Linked DNA regions of Homo sapiens: region 1 is linked to region 2. A link is a loop called in an ENCODE intact Hi-C map of the cell type or tissue named here. Cell type or tissue: mammary epithelial cell. All regions are shown on one strand. Each heading gives the region's core, and the rest is flanking DNA. Links, peaks and the distances in the headings are about the cores only. Region 1 overlaps SLMAP (sarcolemma associated protein). Region 2 overlaps DENND6A (DENN domain containing 6A).

Region 1 (8,490 bases), core at 154-8,153, 210 kb after region 2:
TACTCCTTTTTTTTTTTTTTTTTTTGAGACAGTTTCACTCATGTTGCCCAGGCTGGAGTGCAATGGTGCAATCTCAGTTTACTGCAACCTCCGCCTTCGAGGTTCCAGCGATTCTTCTGCCCTGGCCTCCCAAGTAGCTGGGATTACAGGCATGTGCCACCATGCCCTGCTAATTTTACGTTTTTAGTAGAGACGGGGTTTCTCCATGTCGGTCAGGCTGGTCTTGAACTCCCAACGTCAGGTGATCTGGCTGCCTCGGCCTCCCAAAGTGCTGGGATTACAGGCGTGAGCCACCGTACCTGGCCCTTCTTCTTTTTTTTTTGAGATGGAGTTTCGCTCTGTCGTCCAGGCTGAAGTGCAGTAGCGTGACACGGGGTTTCACCATGTTGGCCAGGCTGGTCTCTCGAACTCCTGGCCTCAGGTGATCCATCCCCCTCGGCCTTCCAAAGTGCTGGGATTACAGGCATGAGCCACTGCGCCCGGCCCTTTTTTGTTTGTTTTTCTTTTTAATAATGCCATGGTTCTATATTCTACAGCCTTGAAAAAACCCTTATAGAAGATATTCCTTATAATACTCTTGAGTTCTAAATAGTTTGACTATGACTTACAGTGTTTAAACACCATTACTTCCCATCTTTTTTCTTAAAACCTACCTATGGATTTCAAGAAACATTGCCTCAGGCCACTGGACAAAGTGTTGTATTTCATGCCCCTGCCCTACCTATACCACATAAAAATACCATTTTGAAGATGGCTACTTCTAAATGAATGAGGCTTGTTAAAATATTAAAGAAGTATTTAATGATGAATTTTAAAGGGAAAATATGTGGATCTGTTGATTAGGAGGTTTTATTTCTGGATTAAGAAACGGCTATATTTCCGTCAGAAAAGAAAAAAATTTAAAAGGCTATATTGCCTTTGTGCTATAAATTTGTGATTTTAATAACAGTTATTTTGCATATTTAAGTAAGTAGACATTTCAAGAAATTGGTTTGTCTTTAATGTTCTTTATGAAGTGTTTTCTGTTGATACTGTGTCATTTGTTTCTAGGTTGCTGCTAACACTCCAAGTATGTACTCTCAGGAACTATTCCAGCTTTCTCAGTATCTACAGGTAAAAGTACATCTTGAGACTTCTTAAAAGCAGAATTTCTTTTAAACTTTTAAAAGTTCTTAAAAGCAGAATTAGGGCCAGGCATGGTGGCTAATGCCTGTAATCCCAGGACTTTGGGAGGCCTAGGCAGAAGGATTCTTTGAGGCCAAGAGTTTGAGACCAACCTGGGCAATAAAGTGAGACCCCTTTAATTTAAAAAAATTTTTTTAATTAACCAGGTGTGATGGCGTGCATCTGTAGTCCCAGCTACTTGGGAGGTGGAGGTGAGAGGATTACTTGAGCCCAGGGGGTCGAGGCTGCAGTGAACTTTGATGGCACCACTGCACTCCATCCTAGGCAACAGAGCAAGACCCTGTCTGAAGAAAAGAAGGGCAGAATTAAACAACTTATATTTTATTTTGCAAATTCACAAATATAGGATAAAAAAATGGCTGGATGCAAATAGAAAAGAAATACTGTCTTTTCAAAAAAGAACAAAGGATTAAAAGTAGATCTTATGAAGAAAGATAAAAGAGTCAACATTAAATCTAGAGAAAAGCCTTTGTACAAGAGGAATTTTTTTGTTCAAGTATGAGGAGGTTCCAAAACAGTTTTTAAAAATCTGTTTTCAAATTTTTTTGGAGACAGGGTCTCGCTCTGTCTCTCAGGCTGAAGTGCAGTGGCATGATCAGAACTCACTACAGCCTCGAACTCCTGGGCTCAAGTCTTTTTCCTGCCTCAACCTCCCAAAGTGCTGGGATTATAGGTGTGAGCCGCCATGCCGAGCCCCAAAACAATTCTTTATCCATAGATGACTTTTGTTTTGTTTTATTTTATTTTATTCTGTTTTATTTTTGAGATGGAGTCTCACTCTGTAGCCCAAGCTGGAGTGCAGTGGTACAATCTCAGCTCACTACAACCTCTGCCTCCTGGGCCCAAGCGATTCTCCTGCCTCAGCCTCCTGAGTGGCTGGGACTACAGGCATCCACCACCCACAGCTGGCTAATTTTTTGTATTTTAGTAGAGACAGGGTTTTACCATGTTGCCCAGGGTGGTCTCAAACTCCTGAGCTCAGGCAATACACCCACTTCAGCCTCCCAAAGTGTTGGGATTACAGGCATGAGCCATGGCGCCCGGCCCATAGATGACTTTTAAATAAAAAATAACTGGGAGAGATTTTGATTGCTTAATAATATTAATAGCAAGTAATTATATAGCACTTATTATATGCCAAGCTTCATTCTAGCACTTTACCTATATTATTTAATTCTCACAACAGTCTTACAAGGTGCATATTTTATTCCTATTTTTACAGATAGAGTAACTGAGAGGCAGGAAGATTTAATAATTTATACAGTATCACATATCAAGTATATGGTAGAGCTGGGATTTGAACCTGGACAGCCAGACCTCAGATTTTCTGCTTTGTGTAACTACTGTGCTGTGCTGCTGGATTCACAGAATAATTTCTTGGTGTAGAGCAGATACTGCTTCAAGTTAATGCCATATTTAAAGAACCGTATAAATCTTTAAAAAGCAAACAAGTGTTTTGGGTTGTTTTTTTTTTTTTTTCTGGTTTTTGTGGGTTTGGGCTAGATTATGTTTCTTATTCTGGTGAGGGAGCATGGTTAAAGAAAACTCCTGGATCAGGAGATTAGAGACTGAGGTATTTTTTGTTTTTGTTTTTTTTTTTTTGAAATGGACTTTCGCTCTGTCACCCACGCTGGAGTGCACTGGCGCAATCTAGGCTCATTGCAACCTCCACCTCCCGGGTTCAAGCAGTTCTCCTGCCCCAGTCTCCCGAGTAGCTGGAATTAAAAGCATGTGCCACCACACCTGGCTAATTTTTTGTATTTTTAATAGAGTAGAGTACATTTTTAGGTTTCACCATGTTGGCCAGGCTGGCCTTAAACTCCTGACCTCAAGTGATCCATCCACCTTGGCCTCCCAAAGTGCTGGGATTACAGGTGTGAGCCACCGCACCAGGCAAGATTGAGGTTTTTATCTTAGTTCTGCTACTCAACCCACTTTTGTGACCTTGAGTGAGTCATTTTATGTGGGTAGGCCTTCAGTTGTCTTTTGTTTCAAATAATAGAACCAAACCTGTGATCCTGGGTCCCTATATTCTTTTTTGAGGTGGAGTCTTGCTCTGTTGCCCAGGCTGGAGTGCGGTGGCGTGATCTTGGCTCACTGCAACCTCCACTTCCCGGGTTCAAGCGATTCTCCTGCCTCAGCCTCCTGAGTAGCTGGGACTACAGGCATGTGCCACCACGCCTGGCTAATTTTTTGTATTTTTAGTAGAGAGGAGGTTTCACCGTGTTAGCCAGGATGGTCTCCAATCTCCTGACCTCGTTATCTGCCCACCTTGGCCTCCCAAAGTGCTGGGATTACAGGCCTGAGCCACCACACCCGGACCCCTACATTCTTTTATAGGAATCAATCAGTGAGAACAGTTTCATCTTAGTTAAGAATGTACACATCTATGAAAATGAACAGAAAATTATCAATGTATTAATCAGATCTTATCTTCCACCAGGCATAATGTATGCATAGAAAAACATTACACATTTGGATTTTAATAGAGTATTTAAGAGTATTCTAAGCCAAAATTCCCTCATTTAATCCTTGGCTTTAATTTCTGACCTACTGGAAAAGTTGTTTAACCCTTTTGTGCCTCATTTTCCTCATCTGTGAAATGGATATAGTAATAGCACTTAACTTACACAGAATTGTGAAGAATAAAAAAATTAATATATGTAAAGCACTTAGAACAGTTCCTGGCACATAGAATGTATGCCATAAATGTTAGTAGTTTACCATTCAATAGGAAGGCACATTAATTAAGCTGCTTATTATTAGAGGTGGAAGAAAACTTTGAGATTAATGTAGTTTAAACCTCATTTTTCATATGAGAAATGTGGGGCTCATATAGGTTAAATTATTTGCCCAGGCATGTATACTACTGTTACTAGTCATCGTGGATAGCAAATCTCACTCCCTCACTCTCTCACTCTTTCCAACCTTCTTGTTCTGTGAATATCCCTAGTGTCCTAATCCTCTGCTGTTCCTTTTCTAGCTCTTTGAGATAAAATTATACCAGTCTTTTCTGTATATGTTCTTATTGAACTGCTAAAGTTCTAATGTAAATTGTGAACATTTTAAGTAAAAACTGGAATAGATGCATTTTATACCTTAGAACTAACTAAAAGACCATTCCTGGACATATTAGATTTCTGTTAGGATATAGTTCATGGAGTTAAACTCTAAATGGAATTGAATTAAAAAGGTGAAATTACACCATCTAGTGGAAGTAGATTCTAAAGATATGGTTGGTTGATGGTTTTGTTTTTCAGTAAAACTTTTTGCAGCATCTGAGTGATTTCCTGAATGTTAGGAATGTTTTAGGAACTTAAACTTGGCAAATAGTCTCTTAAGTGAAGCTGTGTTTTAATATGGATTCTGAGGTGTATGGCTTTTTATTAGATTCTTTAACCGATAGCTTTATTATAACCTATAGCTTATATTAAAATGTAGTACCTCTAAGTAGACAAAATTTTCCGTAGTCATTATTTATCAAGGATGTGGAGAGCAATAAATTAATGCTTTAAACCTCAAGTACTATGTTTGAAGTGTATACTTCTCTGTTGAGGTGTCTCAGAGGCGTTAGGGTCATAAGTGTTCCTCTGGATAATGACAGGAATAGAACAAGGTGAAGAAGGTATGCCAAAACCACAACTAAGTGCTATGAGCATTTCACCTTGATTCTGAGTAAAGGAGTCTCGCTTAACAGCTATTAACTGTTAACAAGCCACCTAAAGTTTAGACTTTGTACACCAATGTCTTTCTCTGTAAAATATATCTTTGGGCTGGGCACGGTGGCTATGCCTGTAATCCCAGCACTTTGGGAGGCTAAGGCGGGCGGATCACCTGTGGTCAGGAGTTCGAGACCAGCCTGACCGACATGGAGAAACCCCCGTCTCTACTAAAAATACAAAACCAGCTGGGCGTGGTGGCGCATGCCTGTAATCCCAGCTACTCGGGAGGCTGAGGCAGGAGAATGACTTGGACCCAGGAGGCGGAGGCTGCGGTGAGCCGAGATCATGCCACTGCACTCCAGCCTGGACAATAAGGGTGAAATTCTGTCTCAAAAAAAAAAAAATTATATATATATATATATATATATATATATATATATATATATATATTTACATATAATATATATTATATATAATATATAATGTGTATATATATACACATAACATATATAACACATTATATATATATATTATGTGTAAATATATATGTATCTTTGGATATATATATCTTTGGAGCTGCCAAATAGTTATTTAATTCTCCCATTATAAGTCCCTTAATTACATTGAACCAATATTCAGTGGACTCTTACCTATTTTGGTATATTAATTACTGCTAAGTGTTATATAGTCAGAGAGAATCAGAACACCTGAAAATGCAATAGGCTGTGCGAGTGAAGCAATCTCTCTTTTTAAATGTATATATTGGCCGGGCACGGGGGCTCTTGGCCTGTAATCCCAACACTTTGGGAGGCCGAGGCAGGCAGATCACTTGAGACCAGGAGTTCAAGACCAGCCTGGCAAACATGGAGAAAGCTCATCTCCACAAAAAATACAAAAATTAGCTGGGCATGGTGGTGTGCACCTGTAGTCCCAGCTGCTCAGAAGGCTGAGGCATGAGAATTGCTTGAACGCGGGAGGTGGAGGTTGCAGTGAGCCAAGATCATGCCACTGTACTCCAACCTGGGCTGCAGAATGAGACTCTGTCTCAGAAATAAAACAAAAATGTATACGTTTATATAAACAACATTTTTAAAAGGAAAAATTAAAAGCTATTTCTATTTTGGATATCATACTTGTGCAATTAAGCCATTATAAAGTATTTTTGCTGATGACCAGATTATCTTGGCTTCAGTTGGAATGAGTTTGTTCTGAGATGTATATATTTCACATATATTCACATATATGTGTATGTGGTTGTATATATACACATGTATACATGTATATACTATCATGTATCGCTTAACAGGCATATGATCTCATTAGGTGATTTTGTCTTTGTGTGAACATTATACATTGTACTTACATAACCTAGATGGCGTAGCCTATTACACACCTAGGCTATATAGTGTAGCCTATTGCTCCTAGGCTACAAACCCATACAGCATGTTATTGTACTGCATACTGAAGGCAGTTGTAACACAATAGTATTCGTGTTTAGAAACATATCTAAACACAGAAAAGGTACAGTAAAAATAACAGTATAAAAGATAGAAAAAGGCTGGAGGCAGTGTAATCCCAGCACTTTGGGTGACCGAGGCAGGAGGAACACTTGAGGCTAGGAGTTCGAGACCAGCCTGATCAACTTGGCAAAACCCTGTCTCTACTAAAAATACAAAAATTAGCTGGGCATGGTGGCACATGCCTGTAGTCCCAGCTACTCGGGAGGCTGAGGTACCAGAATTGCTTGAACCCAGGAGGCAGAGGTTGCAGTAAGCCGAGATCACACCACTGCACTCCAGCCTGGATGACAGAGCAAGGCTCTGTCTCAAAAAAGAAAAGAAAAGAAAAGAAAAAGATAGAAAATGATATACCTGTACAAGGCACTTACCATGCATAAAGCTTGCAGGACTGGAAGCTGCTCTGGGTGAGTCATTAAGTGAGTGGTAAGTGAATGTGAAGGCCTGTGACATTACTGGACATTACTGTAGACTTTATAAACACTGTACACTTAGGCTGCTTTAAATATATATTTAAAAAGTTTTTGGGGCAGGCATGGTGGCTCATGCCTGAAATCCCAGCACTTTGGATGGCTAAGGTGGGAGGATCTTTGAGACCAGGAGTTCAAGACCATCCTGAGCAACATAAGAACGCCCCATCTGTTAAAAAAAAAAAAAACAAAAAAAAAAACTTTAAATAAAAATATTAGCTGGAGGTTGGGTGCGGGGACTCACACCTGTGATCCCAGCACTTTGGGAGGCCAAGGCGGGCGGATCACTTGAGGTCAGGAGTTCGAGACCAGCCTGTCCAACATGGTAAAACGCCGTCTCTACTGAAAATACAAAAATGAGCCAGGCGTGGTGGTGCTGCATGTCATCCCAGCTACTCAGGAGGCAGAGGTGAGAGAATTGCTTGAACCCAAGAGGCGGAGGTTGCAGTGAGCCAAGATCGCGCCATTGCACTCCAGCCTGGGCAACAGAGAGAGACTTCGTCTCAGAAAAAGAAAAAAAAAAAAATTAACTGGGCATGGTGGTGTGTGTCTGCCTCCTAGCTATTTGGAGGGCTGAGGCAGGAGGATCATAAGCTCAGGAGTTTGAGATTACAGTGAGCCATCACTTAGTGACATCATCATGCAACAGCACTCCAGCCTGGGTGACAGACCTAGACTCTTGTCTCAAAAAAAGAAAAAAAAGTTCTTCTTTCTTCAATAATAAGCTAACCTTAGCTTGCTGTAACTTTTTTACTTTATAAACTTACAAGTTTTAAAACCTTTTTGACTCTTGTATTCACACTTAGCTTAAAACACAAACACGTAGTACAACTGTTCAAAAATATTGTTTCTATTCTTAATTTATAAGCTTTTTATTATTAAAAATTTTTTAAACTTGCTTTTACTTTTTAAACTTTTTTGTTAAAAATGAAGACATAAGCACACACATTAGCCTAGGCCTACACAGTATCAAGATCATCATTATCACTATTTTCCACCTCCACATCATATCCCACTGAAAGGTCTTCAGGGGCAGTAACATGCATGGAGCTGTCATCTCCTGTGATAACAGTGCCTTCTTCTGGATACCTCCTAAAGGACCTCTCTGAAGGTATTTTACAGTTAATGTTTTTTTCTTTTTAATAAGCAGAAGGAATGCACTCTATAATTAACAATAAAAAGTATAGTACATGCATAAACTGATAAAGTCATATAATACTATTATGTATTATGTACTATATATAATTATATGTGCTATACTTTTATATAACTGGCAGCACAGTAGGTTTGTTTACACCAACATCTCCTCAAACACGTGAGTAATGCCCCCTTGTGTTACAATGTTAGGATGGCTATGATGTCATTAAGCGATAGAAATTTTTCAGCTTCATTGTAATTTTTGGGGACTACTGTGTATATGCAGTCTATAGTTGACTGAAATGTTGTTTTGTGGTGCATGACTGTGTATGTGTGTATGCATAGATATATGTCTACATACACACAGTGTGTATGTATGTGTGTGTGTGTATAAAATGCAAACCTGAAACATTTGTTAGCTTTTTCTATTGTATGTTTTTAAAAACTTGCTCTTCCAAATTATGAATAAAAAGAAAACAAAAAACAGGTGACTTGTTTTCTATTATGGGAGAAGTTGCA
Region 2 (8,490 bases), core at 85-8,084:
TCTATGGGGCAATGTGCTTAAAACATCCCCCTCCCCCCACAACACACACACACGCCTGGTTATATAGGTCTGGACCTCACAGAGATATTGGCTAGAAAGATATATTTCAGTCATTAACATGGGGTATTAACAGAAGCCATGGGTACAGATAAGACTGTACAGAAAGGGCCAGGCACGGTGGCTCACGTCTGTAATCCCAGCACTTTGGGAGGCTGAGGCGGGTGGATCACTTGAGGTCAGGAGTTCGAGCCAGTCTGGCCAACATGATGAAACCCCATCTCCACTAAAAATACAAAAATTAGCTGGGTGTGGTGGTGCATGCCTGTAATCCCAGCTACTTGGGAGGCTGAGGTAGGAGAATCACTTGAACCCAGGAGGTGAAGTTTGCAGTGAGCTGAGGTCATGCCACTGCACTCCAGCCCAGGCAACAGAGCGAGACTCTGTCTCAAAAAAAAAAAAAAAACTGTACAGAAATAATTATCAGTCTGGGCCAGGCGTGGTGGCTCATGCCTGTAATCCCAACACTTTTGGGAAGCCAAGGTGGGCAGATCACGAGGTCAGGAGTTCAAGACCAGTCTGGCCAATATAGTGAAACCCTGTCTCTACTAAAAATACAAAAAATTAGCTGGGTGTGATAGTGTGCACCTGTAATCCCAGCTACTTGGGAGGCTAAAGCAGGAGAATCTCGTGAACCCGGGAGGCGGAGGTTGCAGTAAACCAAGATGGCGCCATTGCACTCCCTCCTGGATGACAGTGCCAGACTCCATCTCAAAAAAAAAAAAAAAAAACTATCAGTCTGAAATCAGAACTCAGAACACAATACCTAGCGAACACCAACATTTAAGGGATTCGTAGAGAAAAGAAGTCTGCAAAGAAGATTGGGATGCACCACAAGACAGCCCAGGAGAGAACAGTATTAGAGATTTACAAAAAAATTTTTTTTGAGACAGGGTCTCACTCTGTTCCCCAGGGCTGGAGTCCAGTGGCACGATCTGAGTTCACTGCAACCTCTGCCTCCTAGGCTCAAGCCATCCTCCCACCTCAGCCTCATGAGTAGCTGGGACTACAGATGCATGCCACCACATCCAGCTAATTTTTGTATTTTTTTTGTGGAGACAGGGTTTTGCCATGTTGCCCAGGCTGGTCTCTAACTCCTGGACTTAAGTGATCTGCCCGCCTCAGCCTACCAAAGTGCTGGGATTACAGGCATGGGCCATCACGACTGGCTGGTGATTAAAATATTTTTAAGGTTAAAAGTGTAAATGTTACAAGAAAGAAGAGGTGGCAGACCAGCCTGGGCAACAGGGAAGGGAGGGGAGGGGAGGGGAGGGGAGAGGAGGGGAGAGGAGGGGAAGGGAGGGGAGGGGTGGGGAGGGGAGGGGAGGGGTGAGGAGGGGAGGGGAGGGGTGGGGAGGGGAGGGGTGGGGAGGGGAGGGGAGGGGGAAAGACAGAAAGAAAAGGAAAAACAGGGCAATGATATGCCCACTGGGTGAAACAGTGAGAAGGGTATTGATGATCTGGCAAGAACAAATTCAGTGAATATGAAGAAGTCAATCCGCAGTTGACTAGAAGCAACCAGAAAATCAGGAAGTGGAGATCGTACATGCAGATTTTTGTTGTTGCTTTAGAAATCTAGCTGTAAAAAGAAGGTGAGCGATAGAGCAAGAGCTAAAAGGGAAAGGGTAAGATTATTTTTTCTTTTTACAGATTGAAAAGATTTTTCATAAAGAAGTACAACTGAAAGTACAACCCAGTCGCTATTAATGACAATATAGCTTCCATTAATAAATAAAATCACGTGGGCCGGGTGTGGTGGCTCACACCTGTAATCCCAGCACTTTGTGAGGCTGAGGCAGGCAGATCACAAAGTCAGGAATTCGAGATCAGCCTGATCAACATGGTGAAACCCTGTCTCTACTAAAAATACAAAAATTAGCCGGGCGTGGTGGCGCATGCCTGTAATCCCAGCTACTCAGGAGGCTGAGGCAGGAGACTCTCTTGAACCCAGGAGGCAGAGGTTGCAGTGAGCCGAGATCATGCCACTGCACTCCAGCCTGGGCGACAGAGCAAACCTCTGTCTCAAAAATAAATAAATAAAAATAAATACATAAAATCGCTCAAATAAGGTACTAACTCTTAAAATCTAAAATTATTTCCAGCAGCTCCTCAAACTTTCCTTTTATAAGATCATTCTGCCTATAAGCTTTTATTACCAAAAATAATTCTACACAATTTTGGTTATAAAGGTAATACCTGGTCAATAGAAGTTATTTTTACTTACGGAGCTTGGGTACGGGTAGTATATTCTTTGAATTCACTATCATGAATAGTGAAATAAGGTCGGAAATCACTGAAGTACTTTAATGGAGAAATACAGCTGTGGAGCAGGAAGAACATGTAAAATAAAGGACACAGAAATTAAAGGTCCTAATCTATAACTAGAAAACATCTATACAAACGGTATACACACAAAGGGATACTTTGTTTATTTTAATAAATGGTAAACTCATTTCACAGAATTAGAAAGACAGATATATGTAATGTGAAATGGCATACTGAAAGAACACACTGGGTTTGGGGCAGAAGATGCGGTGAAATTCTGGCTCTACTGTTCACTAGCTATGTGCCTTTGACTCTACACTGATCATTCACACAAGTAATATTTATCAAGGAACAACTTCATGTAATGAATCAATGTGCCTGCCACTCAGAACAACAAAGGCATGGTTCCAGCCCTCAGGGAGCCTGAATCAATTTTCTCATCCATAAAATGGTGCTATAATAAGCATTACCTTCTGATAGGGTTTTTGCATGGATCAATGCAATAATGGGTGGGGAAAAATACGACAGGTGGGAAGTGCTGCAAATATCACCAACAGGTTAAGTACTGCAGCATCCAAAAAAAAAACCCAGAAATAGTAACCAAATAGACTCACTTAACAAGTGCCAATACAGTCTCTGATGATTCCGATGGTGATGGCGCCATAACCACAAGGGGCTCCCCCAACAGCACCAGCTCCCAGAGCATCTGACTATGAAGGAAAACTGGGCAGAAACACCTGAAAGGTGATGCACAGTAGAAATACTTTTTAATGTAGCCAATCCTGTTTTTAAAATTCCTACATAATCTTTCTAAAAACTCCACATTGATATAAATTCTTCCTGCTATTTGTATCCTGATCTGATACACAAATTCATTTAGAATATGGTGATGTATAGAGACATAAGTCCCTTTTATCCACATAAAAATATCTATCAATTTGACTCATCCTAATTTTTACAAAATTAAATGTAATATATTGACACACAGAATAACTGACAATAAAAGCATATAATTCTCAAATTGTTGTACCATATGATCGATCTATTTTATCAATATTGCTTTGATACTTTGAATTTCAATCCTAAATATTTTTAAGGAAATAAGAAAAATTAATTTTCCAAGGGCACTTATTGGATATACTTAACTTAAAACCCAATACTTCTGACATTAAAGAATGATGACAAATCACAAGGGGGAGTGCTAATGCTGAACAAGAGCGAAACTCCTGGGCAGATACTCCCTCTACAGAAGTGCTGAGTATTTTTACAGCAGCCCTGGAATTGGGTGGAGGCCTGTTGGGACACAACTCTGCTAGTATGTTACCAGGCCTAAGACACTTGGTAACTTTCACTTATTTAGGAATTTCCTCCTGGCTTGGTAAAAAATTTTCCTAGTAGATTAGGGGGGAAAATCTTATCTATTTATGAAAATCACAACCAATCCACTCAGTTGAAAAGACACACATGCAAATAAAAAAGAAAAGAAAAATCAAACAACAATTAAGTGCAAAAATATGCAACAAATTATGAGATGGAAATTAGGGGAGTTAATTTTAACTATTCAAAAACAAGATAAGTGCCACAAAAGAAACAAACAACAACAAAAAAACAGCTCATGGGTAAGGCAAAGGAGCTCTTCCTCTTCCCTTCCTAAACAACTCAGTCCTAAAGCAGAACATGGTAGGTATCTCTGCCATGAGGGAAAGAGAGCCGTATTGACCAGGGAGGCGTGTCAGAGCTTATGTAAGGTAAGGTGGACATCTACATGCAGATAGTGGCCTACTGTGGAACTGCTGGAGCCCAAATGTGGTGAGCAATGTATACATGTGTGGGGATTATTTGGTTTCAGTTCACAGAGCCCAGGAAGCACAGACAGGTAGCCTGATGAGTAGCATCAAAGACAGAATGAGTTGAGGAGGTTGTCACAATGTGGGACCACCTGGCATAAGGTGTCAGAGCAGAGAAATGAGGGTATCTCCATGGAGAAGTACCCTGGAGTAGGGTAAGCACACAAGCAGGGTAAGGAGAGCACTCATGTGAGGCTTGACCTGGTGTTGAGAGTCAGAGCCCAAAAAGGGGAAGATGGCACCCACCTGGAGATGTGGTCTAGTGGGACAGAGTAACCTGAATGAGACAGGAGGGTATCCATGGGGGTGGGGGTGGGGGGTCAATCCAACAAGAAGAATCAGAGAGTGAGCAGGGTAAGGAGGGTATCCATGCAGAAGGGAAGCCAGGTGTAGAATGTCAGGGCCCAGTGGGGATGAGAAAACTATTAGCTTGGGGGACAAAGTTGCAGCAGAGTCCTAGCCAGAGCAATCAGAGAAGAGAAAGAAATAAAGAGCATGCAAATTGGTAATGAGGAATTTAAACTGTCACTGTTTGCTGATGACATCATATACCTAGAAAACCTTAAAAACTCATCCAAAAACCTCCTAGAACTGGTAAATGAATTCAGCAAAGTTTCCGAATACAAAATTAATGTACACAAATCAGTAGCTCTCCTATACACCAACAGCAACCAAGCTGAGAATCAAATCAACCCCTTTTACAATAGCTGCAATACATAAAATACTAAGGAATATACTTACTCAAGGAGGTGAAAGACCTCTACAGGGAAAATGACAAAACACTGCTGAAAAAAATCACAGACGACACAAACAAATGGAAACACATCCTATGCTCATGGATGGGTAGAGTCAATATTGTAAAAATGACCATACTGCCAAAAGCAATCTACAAATTCAACGCAATTCCCATCAATGCCCTCCTTACACTGCTTGTTCCCATCATTCGTCACAGAACTAGAAAAAACAATCCTAAAATTCATATGGAACCAAAAAAGAGCCTGCATAGCTAAAGTAAGACTAAGCAAAAAGAACAAATCTGGAAGCAATACATTATCTGCCTTCAAACTACACTGTAAAGCCATAGTCATCAAAACAGCATGGTACTGGTATAAAAATAGGCATATAGACCAATGGAACAGAACAGAGAACCCAGAGATAAAGCCAAATGCTTACAGTCAACTGATCTTCAACAAAGCAAACAAAAACATAAAGTGGGGAAAAGACACCCTATTTAACAAATGGTGCTGAGATAATTGGCAAGCCACATGTAGAAGAATGAAACTGGATCCTCATCTCTCATCCTTTACAAAAACAAACTCAAGATTAATCAAAAACTTAAATCTAAGACCTGAAATCATAAAATTTCTAGAAGATAACATTGGAAAAAACCCATCCAGGCATAAACCTAGGCAAAGACTTCATGACCAAGAACCCAAAAGCAAATGCAACAAAACAAAGATAAATAGATGGGACTTATTTTGCTTCTGTACAGCAAAAGAAATAATCAGCAGAGTAAACAGACAACTCACAGAATAGGAGAAAATCTTCACAATCTATACATCCAAACAAAGGACAAATATCCAGAATCTATAAGGAACTTAAATCAGCAAGAACAAAATAAACAATCCCATCAAAAAGTGGGCTAAGGACATGAATAGACAATTCTCAAAAGAAGATATACAAATTGCCAACAAACATTAAAAAATGCTTAACATCACTAATTATCAGGGAAATGCAAATCAAACCCACAATGCACTAGTACCTCACTCCTGCAAGAATAGCCATAATCAAAAAATCAAAAAATAATAAATGTTGGTGTGGATGTGGTGAAAAGGGAATACTTTTACACTGTTGGTAGAAATGTAAACTAGTACAACCACTATGGAAAACCGTACAGAGATTCCTTAAAGAACTAAAAGTAGATCTACCATTTGATCCAGCAATCCCACTACTGGGTATCTACCCAGAGGAAAGGAAGTCATAAAAAAAAAAAAAAGATTCTTGCACATGCATGTTTATAGCAGCACAATGCACAATTGCAAAAATATGGAACAAGCCCAAATGCCCATCAATCAATGAGTGAAAAAAAAAAAATATATATATATATAGTTGTATGTGTGTATATATATATTTGTCCCCCATGCTAATACTTTTCTCATCTCCCCTGGGCCCTGACATTCTACACCTGGCTTCCCTTCTGCATGGATACCCTCCTTACCCTGCTCACTCTCTGATTCTCCTTGTTGGATTGACCCCCCACCCCCACCCCCATGGATACCCTCCTGTCTCATTCAGGTTACTCTATCCCACTAGACCACGTCTCCAAGTGGGTGCCATCTTCCCCTTTTTGGGCTCTGACTCTCTGTATATATATACACACACACACACACACACCGTGGAATACTACTCAGCCATAAAAAGGAATGAAATAAAGGCATTCAGAGCGCCCTAGATGGAATTGGAGACCATTATTCTAAAGTAACTTAGGAATGGAAAACCAAACATCATATGTTCTCACTCATAAGTGGGAGCTAAGCTATGAGGATGCAAAGACATAAGAATGATACTATGAACTTTGGGAACTCAGTGGGGAAAGGGAGGGAGGGGGTGAGGGATAAAAAGACTACATATTGGGTACAGTGTACATTCCTCGTGTGATGGGTATATCAAAATCTCAGAAATCATCACTAAAGAACTTATTCATGCAACCAAACACCACCTATTCCCCAAAAACCTTTTGAAATAAACAAAAAACCTAAAAAAAAAAAAGTTGCAGCAGAGATGCAGCATTGATTACTAACAGAGGTATTGATTAAATCAGTTAATAAAAAATAATTTAATATATGAGTGTGTATATATACATGCATTTACATACACACACACACACACACACACACATACATACACACACACACATCCTAGCTTTGTCCACTTGAGAGGGTCTAAAAGCAATGATATCTCAATATCAATAAGCACACCAAGTGCCCAGATCTTGTCTTCTAAATCTTATTCTCTGCTAAAAAGAACAAAGGCTTTTTAGAGAAATGGCTGGTTCTAGGGCTTGGGAAGAGAAAATACAAGATGATCTGGAACCCAAGAGAATGGAAAACATGTCCACACAAAGACGTATACACAAATGTGGACAGTAGCATTATTCATAATAACCAAAAGTGTAAACCATCCAAACCTGCATCAAAAGGTGAATGGATAGACAAAATGTAGTATATCCACATGGAATTTTTTTTTTTTTTTTGAGATGGAGTTTTGCTCTTGTTGCCCAGACTGGAGTGCAATGGCGCGATCTTGGCTCACCACAACCTCCGCCTCCCAGATTCAAGAGATTCTCCTGCCTCAGCATCCAGAGTAGCTGGGATTACAGGCATGTGCCACCACACCCGGCTAGTTTTGTATTTTTAGTAGAGATGGGGTTTCTCCATGCCAGTCAGACTGGTCTCGAACTCCCGATCTCAGATGATCTGACCACCTTGGCCTCCCAAAGTGCTTGGATTACAGGCGTGAGCCACTGCACCTGGCCCATCCACATGGAATATTATTCAACCATTAAAAAAATGAAGTACAGACAGTCCCCATGTTACAATGGGTCGACTTACAATTTTTAACTTTATGATGTTGCAAAAGCAGTACGCATTCAGTATGCTCCTCAACATATGACAGACTTACCTCCAGATAAGCCCATTGTAAACTGAAAATATCAAAAACGCACTTTCAACTTACAATTTGCAAACTTACAATGGGTTTAACAGGACATAACCCCCTTATAAGTCTAGGAGCATCTGTACTGATTCATGATACTGCACAGATGAACCTTATAAACATTATTCTGGGTGAAGGAAGACAGACACAAAAGGTCACATTTTGTATGATTCTAGTTAAATGTAATGTCCAAAACAGGCAAGTCCATAGAGACAGAAAGTAAATTAGTAATGGCAAGGGGCTGGGAAGAAGAGGGAATGGGAACTGCTAATAGGTACAGGGTTATGTTTTGAGGTGATGAAAATGTTCTGGAATTAGCAGTGATGGTTGCACAACTTTGTGAATATATTAAAAAACTAGTGAATTGTACTTTAAAAGGTTGAATATTGTATGATATGATAATTACAAACCAGTTTATTTAATTACCAAAAAAAAAAAAGATAAACCCGGAATATCTCACACCAGAAAGCAAGACAGTGTTCAAAGAATGACAGAGATATGGCAAAAGAACATAGAAGCCACCCTGTACTAAGTTCTCACTGGCTAAACTGGGACAATTTGAATATCAAAATAGGTAATAATGGATTAGAATCTATTGAATAAAACA

The links. Peaks named below come from ENCODE experiments on the same cell type or tissue, not always from the same donor. Only the 100,000 strongest peaks of a DNase experiment are listed, where the experiment ranks them.
Region 1: a loop joins it to region 2, with 8 times the contacts of the local background. A loop is called at or near these places in 23 of 110 quality-filtered maps.

What each region holds. Positions count from the first base shown.
Region 1 is chr3:57,848,704-57,857,193 of GRCh38, forward strand. It overlaps SLMAP (sarcolemma associated protein), which reads left to right. Exons shown (of 25, transcript NM_001377540.1): 6 at 1,051-1,113. Among named protein-coding and RNA genes, the nearest start is that of SLMAP, 97 kb to the left of the region's middle. In mammary epithelial cell, for the core only: a CTCF peak has its summit at 4,401 (motif pointing left); no DNase peak of the experiment used is centred there; H3K27ac peaks cover 1,068 bases; H3K27me3 peaks cover 120 bases.
Region 2 is chr3:57,643,380-57,651,869 of GRCh38, forward strand. DENND6A (DENN domain containing 6A) reads right to left here. Exons shown (of 20, transcript NM_152678.3): 10 at 2,937-3,059; 11 at 2,282-2,377. It also overlaps a transcript of PDE12 not described here. Among named protein-coding and RNA genes, the nearest start is that of DENND6A, 45 kb to the right of the region's middle. In mammary epithelial cell, for the core only: a CTCF peak has its summit at 3,522; a DNase peak (open chromatin) is centred at 3,582; H3K27ac peaks cover 1,148 bases.